Regions from separate parts of the Mus musculus genome. Here all the other regions are linked to region 1. Evidence: chromatin loops called from intact Hi-C (ENCODE). Cell type or tissue: left cerebral cortex. All regions are shown on one strand. Region 1 overlaps Pnpla5 (patatin-like phospholipase domain containing 5). Region 2 holds the start of Pnpla3 (patatin-like phospholipase domain containing 3). Region 3 has its middle 4.5 kb from the start of Gm34201.

Region 1 (2,500 bases):
TGTGTGTGTGTGTTTGTGTGTGTGTGTGTGTGTGTGTGTAGAGGGGGAGGAGCAGTAGCTAGACTGTATCCAAGACTGGCCTGAGTCCAAGGCTCTGTAGAGGCTGAGGTGGAGAGGAACCCGAGGTGCTGTCAGACCTGGGGTAGACTGAGGAGCTTTCACAGTCAGGACCTCTAAGGCTGCTCGGTCCACAGGTGTCTGCCCTGTCCTGCTCACCCCTCTTTCCTAAGCGTTTTCTGATTGCCAGAGCAAACTGTTTCCTGAGAGCATCTAATATGTGTGGGCACTGCTGTATGCTGCGGGGTTTTGCCAGGCTTGGGCACATCTGAAACACCTTACCTTCTCAGGGCTTATACCTACTGAGCCTACCTCCTGGGAAGGGATTGGGAAAGGGCCTATGTGAAATTCAACCAAGAGAATAAGGCAGGGAAGGAATGAAGCCTTTCTGACTTGATAGGTTTAGGGGGTAAGGAAAGTGGGGCCAAAGTTCTGAAGGAATATGGGTCTCCATACTGGAAGGCCTCAACTCCTTGTGTAGAGTCCTGGAGTCCCTCAGCGTAGCTCTGCCCACCCTTCCTGTCATGGCATCTGTCCCATCTGCTCCTGATGCTGAGGTCCAGATAGACTCATTCTCATCTTGGTGCCTTGTCCCCGACTCTAGGACAGTCTGACTCAGGAGGGCCCCTGTCTACTGGAACATAGGTGTTTGGTTGTCAGTGTGTACCTGAGGGGGTGTCACTTGCTGTGGGCTGATGCTCAGGGAGGCACTTCAGAGCTGTCCTGGTGTGTTCACCTGGACAAGGTGCTCAGCGAATCTCAGCTGTCACGAACCGCAGGCATTGGTGGGAAATTCACATCTCAAACATCGGAGCCAGGCCTGTGTCTGCTTCCCCCAGGGACAGGGGGAGCAATACTCTTCAGGGTTGTCAGGTCAGGAAGGCTCTGTGTGCCCTGGGAGCTACAGTACTTGCCCAGCCCTGCCCCTCCCAGCCTAGTTGGCCACGCTGGAACTCTCCTTGCCTGTCACCCTCTGCACGTGCCTGTGCGTGTTGCTGGCATAAGACCAGGGATGATGATGCAGACCAGAGATGAGGCTAAGCACGTTGCAACACAGGACAATGTGCACAGCCCTTTACAGCACAAGGCCAGCACAGGATAAGTCTGTAAGCGAAGCATCTCCCCCACCCCATCCTCCATCCCCCGGCCCCACCTTTGCCTAACATCAGCAAGACTTGTCAGGGCTTTTATTAGGAGATAGTGTCTGATGTGGGGAAAGAGAGCCTGACATTCCTCCTCAGAAGTGCATTTGTTTGGATCACCTCTGAAAACACTCTTTGGGAAAACACACAGAGGTTTTTGGTGGCACCTCCTTGCCAGACCTGGGGTATGTGTGTGTGAATTGGTACTGGTGTCTTGGTTCATAGATTAGACTTGCAGTCTCCAGGCAGCTAGGGCGCCCTCTGCAGGGAGAGGAAGGTGGCTTCAAGGATGCCTGCGCTCATGCGTTCTTTTGAGCACAAGAGAGCACGTGAGCACTGAGCGAGGGCTATGCTCTTCTCTTCCAGGCTCTGATCTGCACCTTGTATTTACCCTTATATTGTGGGGTGATCCCCCCGGCATTCAGAGGCCAGGTGAGTTTATCCAGGGGGGCCCCTGTCTGCATTCCACTCTGGGCTCCAGGCAGCTAGGACAAGGGCTTGTCCAGAGGTGGAGATAGGAATGAGGAGGCCACCCGATGTTAAAGCACCTACTGTGTGTCAAGCCTCCCCTTCCTAGAGAGCTAGAAAGCTCTAGCTAGAGAGCTCAGAAGCTAGGCTAGAGGAAGGAATGGACTTCCATTGATACGGGGAGAGTGAGGGGAAGATGGTGTGGGCTAATGCCTCTCTGCCTTCCAGCGCTTCATTGACGGGGCTCTGAGCAACAACCTGCCCTTCTCCGATTGCCCCACCACCATTACCGTCTCTCCTTTCAACGGGACAGTGGACATCTGTCCCCAGAACATATCACATAGTCTTTTTGAGCTAACTGCCTTCAATGCCAGTTTCCAGATCTCTACCAGGAACTTCTTTAGGGGGCTCAAATCTGTGTTCCCCCCCAAGCCTGAGGTAGGTCACCCTGCATGGTCCTTGCCTACGACCCATCAACTTCAGTTACTGCCCAGCCTCAAGTCACACAAGGCCTGGAGCAGAAACTTGACCCTCCTTCTGTCCCTTCCTGGGAGAGGCCTGGAGTCCAGCTGTGGTCCACACTCAACTGGCAGGCTCCATAAGCAGAGACAGTTAATTCCATTCCTTTTTTTGTTTGTTTTTTAAAAAGATTTATTATATATATATATATATATATATATATATATATATATATATATATAAATACACTGTCGCTGTCTTCAGACACACCAGAAGAGGGCATCAGGTCTCATTACAGATGGTTGTGAGCCACCATGTGGTTGCCAGGAATTGAACTCAGGACCTTCGGAAGAGCAGTCAGTGCTCTTAACCAC
Region 2 (2,500 bases), 47 kb before region 1:
TCTGCTCACCGATCCCATCCAATGGCAGAGCTCCGCTCATCAGCAGGGGCTTTCCCCTGCCTGCCAAAGTCTCTCCCTGCTGGCTGTGGCCAGCAGAGAGCAAAGAGTAAAGTGTTAAAGAGGCCCCAGATCAAAGAGGGTTGATGTGGGACATTGTCATGCAGCCTGGGGACCTTTGGGTGTCAGCAGTCCGCCCCCCCCCCCGTGGGCACTTAGCCAAGCCCTGCCCACAACCCCAAAAGCATCCGGCTATGACACTGGGAAGAGAAGGCATCACATCCTAGTAGTTTAGTGGGGGAGAGGAGAGTACTCGCCTCCTCTCGCTCATGGGTGCATGGGCAAATGTTTAATTAGGCCAAGATTCAAATGCCCTGAATGTCAGTGACATCGATCTGGGAAGGGCCGCTTATCTAGGCTAGTGAAGACAGGAGAGAGTGGAACTGGATCTGTCTGGGAACCCATTCCAGCTTCTAGGGAGTGTTCCAAATATTTCTCTAATCCACGTACCCCGCCCCCACCAGCCACCTCTAAAGGCAACCGGAGCATTGGACTGCCACTAAGGGTGTTCTAGTCTGGGTGCCTTCTGCCCTTCCTGGCGGCACCAGCCATGGGACACTAGCCAGAGCCACACAGGACAAACCTTCTGCGGCTCAGGGACCAGAGGACCCGGCAAACCTGCGTCGTTCCCTGCTGCTCAGGGATGACCCAGCTGACAGGACCAGGGCGCCAGAGCGGGTCAGGAAGAAGATGCTCGGAGCGCGTCTGCTCCAGCCGGCCCCGGGAAATCCCACGCCAGGTGACAGGCCCAGGGTCTCCAGCTGAGTGCTCAACGGCACCGGGAAGGATGAGAGCTCTCCGGACAGGTTTCTTCGGGCACCCCGGAAAGTGTTACCGATTCCCCAGGTGTAGCAACCCCTCCCCGCACGCGGGGCCTGGGTAGTGGCCGTGGACGCACCGAGAGGGAGACTGCACACGAAGGTGACCGCGTGCAGTGCACCGGCCGAGCAGCCAAAGAAAGTGCGCGCATCGCGGAGGAGGTGCGGGGCGCGCTCGCTCAGACATAGCGTAGCCCCGACGTGGTAGAAGCCCAGGAAGCCGCAGCCTGCAAACGACAGGCTCCAGCGGCGCTCTGGGTCATACATGGTGCTTGAAGCTCCGGGCGGCGCTGCAGTTCAGCTCTGCTCCCGGTGTTGCTGCTCTGAGCTTAAAGAGCCGCAGCCGCCTAAGCTGTCTTCGGGTGACGTCAGCTGAGGCCCCGCCCCACTAGGACCATGCAAATAAGCCAGTGGGAGGCCCAATGGGCGTACTGGACTCATGCCCCGCCCCATGTCCCTCCCGCGTGGGCTTTCCCAAATCCTAGGCTTGGATGCTTGCTGGGCAGAATGGCTCTTTGAATACCCTTTTCTTTCAGGTTCTGGATGGCACGCCGGTGGCACTCTCTCCTTTTCTTTATTACACGAGAGATGCTACCATCCACATGCTGTCTTTCCTTTATTTTCATGTAGGGTGTCTGTTTTTGCAGTTATTTATTTTGCTTTCTGTTCGTTTTTAATTCATGGAGAGAGGTTTTCTTCCTCCCTTCCTTCCTCCCTCCCTCCTTCCCTCCCTCCCTCCCTTCCTTCCTTCCTTCCTTCCTTCCTTCCTTCCTTCCTTCCTCTTAAAAAGATACTTAGGCTCCCCGCCCCCATGTTTATGAGTATTTTGTCTGCATGTATGTCTATGCACCATGGGTGTGCAGTGACCAAGGAGGCCATAAGAGGACGTTAAACCTCCTAGAACTGGAGTTGCAGAGGATTGTGAGCCATCGCGTGGATTCTTGGACTCCACTCTGGTGCTCTGTAAGAGTAGTTGTGGCCTCTACCGCTGAACCATCCTTTCAGCGCCTTGTTTAATTTTACAGTACTAAGAACTGAACCTCGGCCCTCCTGCATGCTAGGCAAAGGCTCTACCACTGAGCTGCCCTGGGTTCCTTTTTCTTTTAACCAGCTGCCTCCTTCAGTGACTCAGCCTGGACTTCAGCCTCTGGCCCCTTTGCCACAGCCTCCTAAGTAACTAAGACTACAGGAAGACAACACCAGGCAGGGAGGACCTGAAGTTTCCATGTACAAGTGTCACTTATAAATAAAATATGTGATTGGCCGGTGCCAATGAAGGCAGGAGTAAGGAAAGCTGGGAGCTAGATGGTTTGTGGTCCTGTCTGTGCCTCTTCTGACTACAAAGTATCTTTGACCAAGTATAGCAATACAATTTGTACACTACTCTTTTTTTTCTTTTTTTTTTTTTTTAGATTTATTTATTTATTTATTATATATAAGTACATTGTAGCTGTCTTTCAGACGCACCAGAAGAGGGCATCAGATCTCATTACGGGTGGTTGTGAGCCACCATGTGGTTGCTGGGATTTGAACTTCGGACCTTCGGAAGAGCAGTCGGTGCTCTTACCCACTGAGCCATCTCACCAGCCCCTGTACACTACTCTTTAATAGAATATTTTAGTTAA
Region 3 (2,500 bases), 510 kb before region 1:
GGTGGGTGTCAGTCAGCTGAGGGCCTTTGAAAACCTGAACTGAAATCACACACCACAAAAAGCCATTCTTTTGGGGGTGGGGGGCTCAGTATGGGTTTTTAGTACATTTATACTAACTGTAGAACTTTTTTTTTTTTTTTTGGAGTTTTTGAGACAGGGCTTCATGTAGCCCAGGCTATCCTTGAACTCACTGTGTAGCCAAGGATGACCTTGAACCGCTAAGACGACAGACGTATGCCACACTCATCTTAGATGCTACTAGGGATGGATAGGGATGGACCCCAGAACTTCATGCATGCATGCATGCTAAGAGAGTGCTTTACCAACTTAGCCACATACATCTTTTCATGTCTCTAGATATCAGAGGTGAAGAGTAACCTCCTTACCCCACCCTAACCTGGCTATCACTAACATGAGTTTTGCTTCTATGGAGTTGCTCACTCTGGACATGTCTGCTCTCTGGGGTCTGCTCCACTTGCATCCTTCCCTACCCGGGTCCTACTCTCTCTCTCCAGGATTCCTTGATCTCTATTGATTCCCTACTATGGGGGGGGCATAACTTGGTGCCTCTGGGTCTCCCGTAGGCTGCCGTGCTCTTGGGTTGTGCTCTGCAGGATCTGCACGCTTGCTTTTGACACTGAGCCTCAGGCTTGAGCTCTGCAAATAGCTCGTGATTGATGATCAAGCCACCTTGTGCAAAAACACCAACAGCCCATCTCGCCAGGGAGGTCATGAAGACCCAGGGAGGGGAATGGAGGTGAGTTAGAGTGGGAAGGTGTTGGGGCTGGGATTTGAACCGGTGTCTGACTGTGTCGCTTGTGTTTGAGCTGTCCTCTTCCAGCCCTCTTCTCCTAACTGTCGGCAGGTTGGAGAGGTGGCCAGAGGTCCATTTCCAAAAGTCAGTGTGGAGCATTGCCGAGAGCAGAGTGTGGGCTCTGCCACCATGTCTCCTGTCTATCTGTGTCGGAGACGGGTATGCATAATGGAACTAGTAGCCATGTTTGTGAATTCTGACTGGAGATCAGGATTGAGATGAGCCAGCCTCCAGACTCCCATAAGCCATCTTCGCTTCAGTTCTCACCCGTAGATGACCGGGCTGGAGCTGATCAGGGTGTGGAAGGCTCTCAGGAGTCCTGGCTTTAGATCCCTTGCCCCCTCAAGAGCTCATTTCACTTCCTCTAAGTCTCCTCAGTCACAGAATGACTGACAATAACTAATTAGAGAACAGCATGGGGGCGGGGAGGATGGCTCAGTGGTGGGAAACTCCTGAGGACTTTAACCCTGCCTGATACCTGCCCCTTCCTACCTAGAGAGCCCTATCACAGCACTGTTCTCGGTTTAGGTGTGCGTTGCCTTCCTTCGATCCGCCACTAGAGGGCACCAGTGCCCTGCAGATGCAGGTTTTGACACATGGCCTGTCGATCCAGTTCTCCAACCTCACTGCTTGGCCCAGCACTTTCCAAGACTTCAGCACAGAAAGGGTGCTTGCTCCGAGGCAAAGTTGGGGCACCATACTCTTGACCACACTCTGTATGGTCACCATTTGGGAAACTTCCTGCTGGGCCTGGTCTAGGGTTAGGCTGGGATGAGGTTTGCTTAGGGCCAGCCACCCAGGCTGTGGAAGCAGATAGGGAAGCTATGGATAAAGAATAAATGTTGTATATAGACTGGGGGATTTTTTTTCCCAGCCGCAAAGCAGAACAGAGTTAGGCTGCTAGCAAGAAAACACACACAACTGGAGATGATTGTGCCAAACACAAGTCCACTTCAGAAAGAAAGGTTGTGTGTTTTCTCCCGTTCATGGATCCAGGATTTTATTATGTAGATGTATAAGTACATAGGTATGGACGATGAGAGATAGCTGGGGGCAAACAGGACCAGTGGGCAGGGCGAGAAGCAGCTCTTTAGCGGGGTATGGCAGGATAAATTGTACTGAGTATATTACATACTGAAGTGAAAACCTGTTTACGGATCCCAGTGTAATGAAAGGAAAAAACGAGACAAAAAAATCAAAACACCCCCAGACCTGCAGACACCTTGATTTGTGTTTCTCGTCCCCAGCGCTGGCTGTGAGGAAATTCATTTCTGCTTAAGAAAATAAATAAATCGGGCGTGGTGGTGCATGCCTTTAATCCCAGCACTCGGGAGGCAGAGGCAGGTGGATTTCTGAGTTTGAGGCCAGCTTGATCTACAAAGTGAGTTCCAGGACAGCCAGGGCTATATAGAGAAACCCTGTCTCGAGAAACCAAAACCAAAAACAACAACAGCCGGGCGTGGTGCCGCACGCCTTTGATCCCAGCACTCGGGAGGCAGAGACAGGGGGATTTCTGAGTTCGAGGCCATCCTGGTCTACAAAGTGAGTTCCAGGACAGCCAGGGCTACACAGAGAAACCCTGCCTCGAAAAAACCAAACCAAACCAAACCAAACCAAAACAAAACAAAAACAAAAAACAAACAACAACAACAACAACAACAAAATCCAACAACAACAACAAAAAAA

The links. Peaks named below come from ENCODE experiments on the same cell type or tissue, not always from the same donor. Only the 100,000 strongest peaks of a DNase experiment are listed, where the experiment ranks them.
Region 2: it touches region 1 in a loop (2.0-fold over the local background); 12 of 42 quality-filtered maps call a loop at or near these places.
Region 3: it touches region 1 in a loop (4-fold over the local background); 17 of 42 quality-filtered maps call a loop at or near these places.

What each region holds. Positions count from the first base shown.
Region 1 is chr15:84,119,788-84,122,287 of GRCm38, reverse strand. Pnpla5 (patatin-like phospholipase domain containing 5) reads left to right here. Exons shown (of 10, transcript NM_029427.1): 3 at 1,566-1,631; 4 at 1,896-2,105. Among named protein-coding and RNA genes, the nearest start is that of Pnpla5, 2.1 kb to the left of the region's middle. In left cerebral cortex, a CTCF peak has its summit at 1,441 (motif pointing left); a DNase peak (open chromatin) is centred at 1,473.
Region 2 is chr15:84,166,516-84,169,015 of GRCm38, reverse strand. Pnpla3 (patatin-like phospholipase domain containing 3) reads right to left here and starts at 1,200. Exons shown (of 8, transcript NM_054088.3): 1 at 956-1,200. The coding sequence starts at 1,142. It overlaps Mir6392 (microRNA 6392), which reads right to left and starts at 746; the gene lies at 639-746. In left cerebral cortex, a CTCF peak has its summit at 1,156; DNase peaks (open chromatin) are centred at 2, 547, 796 and 1,244; H3K4me3 peaks cover 1,586 bases; H3K27ac peaks cover 1,048 bases.
Region 3 is chr15:84,630,645-84,633,144 of GRCm38, reverse strand. No RefSeq gene overlaps it. Among named protein-coding and RNA genes, the nearest start is that of Gm34201, 4.5 kb to the right of the region's middle. In left cerebral cortex, a CTCF peak has its summit at 1,360 (motif pointing right); a DNase peak (open chromatin) is centred at 1,373.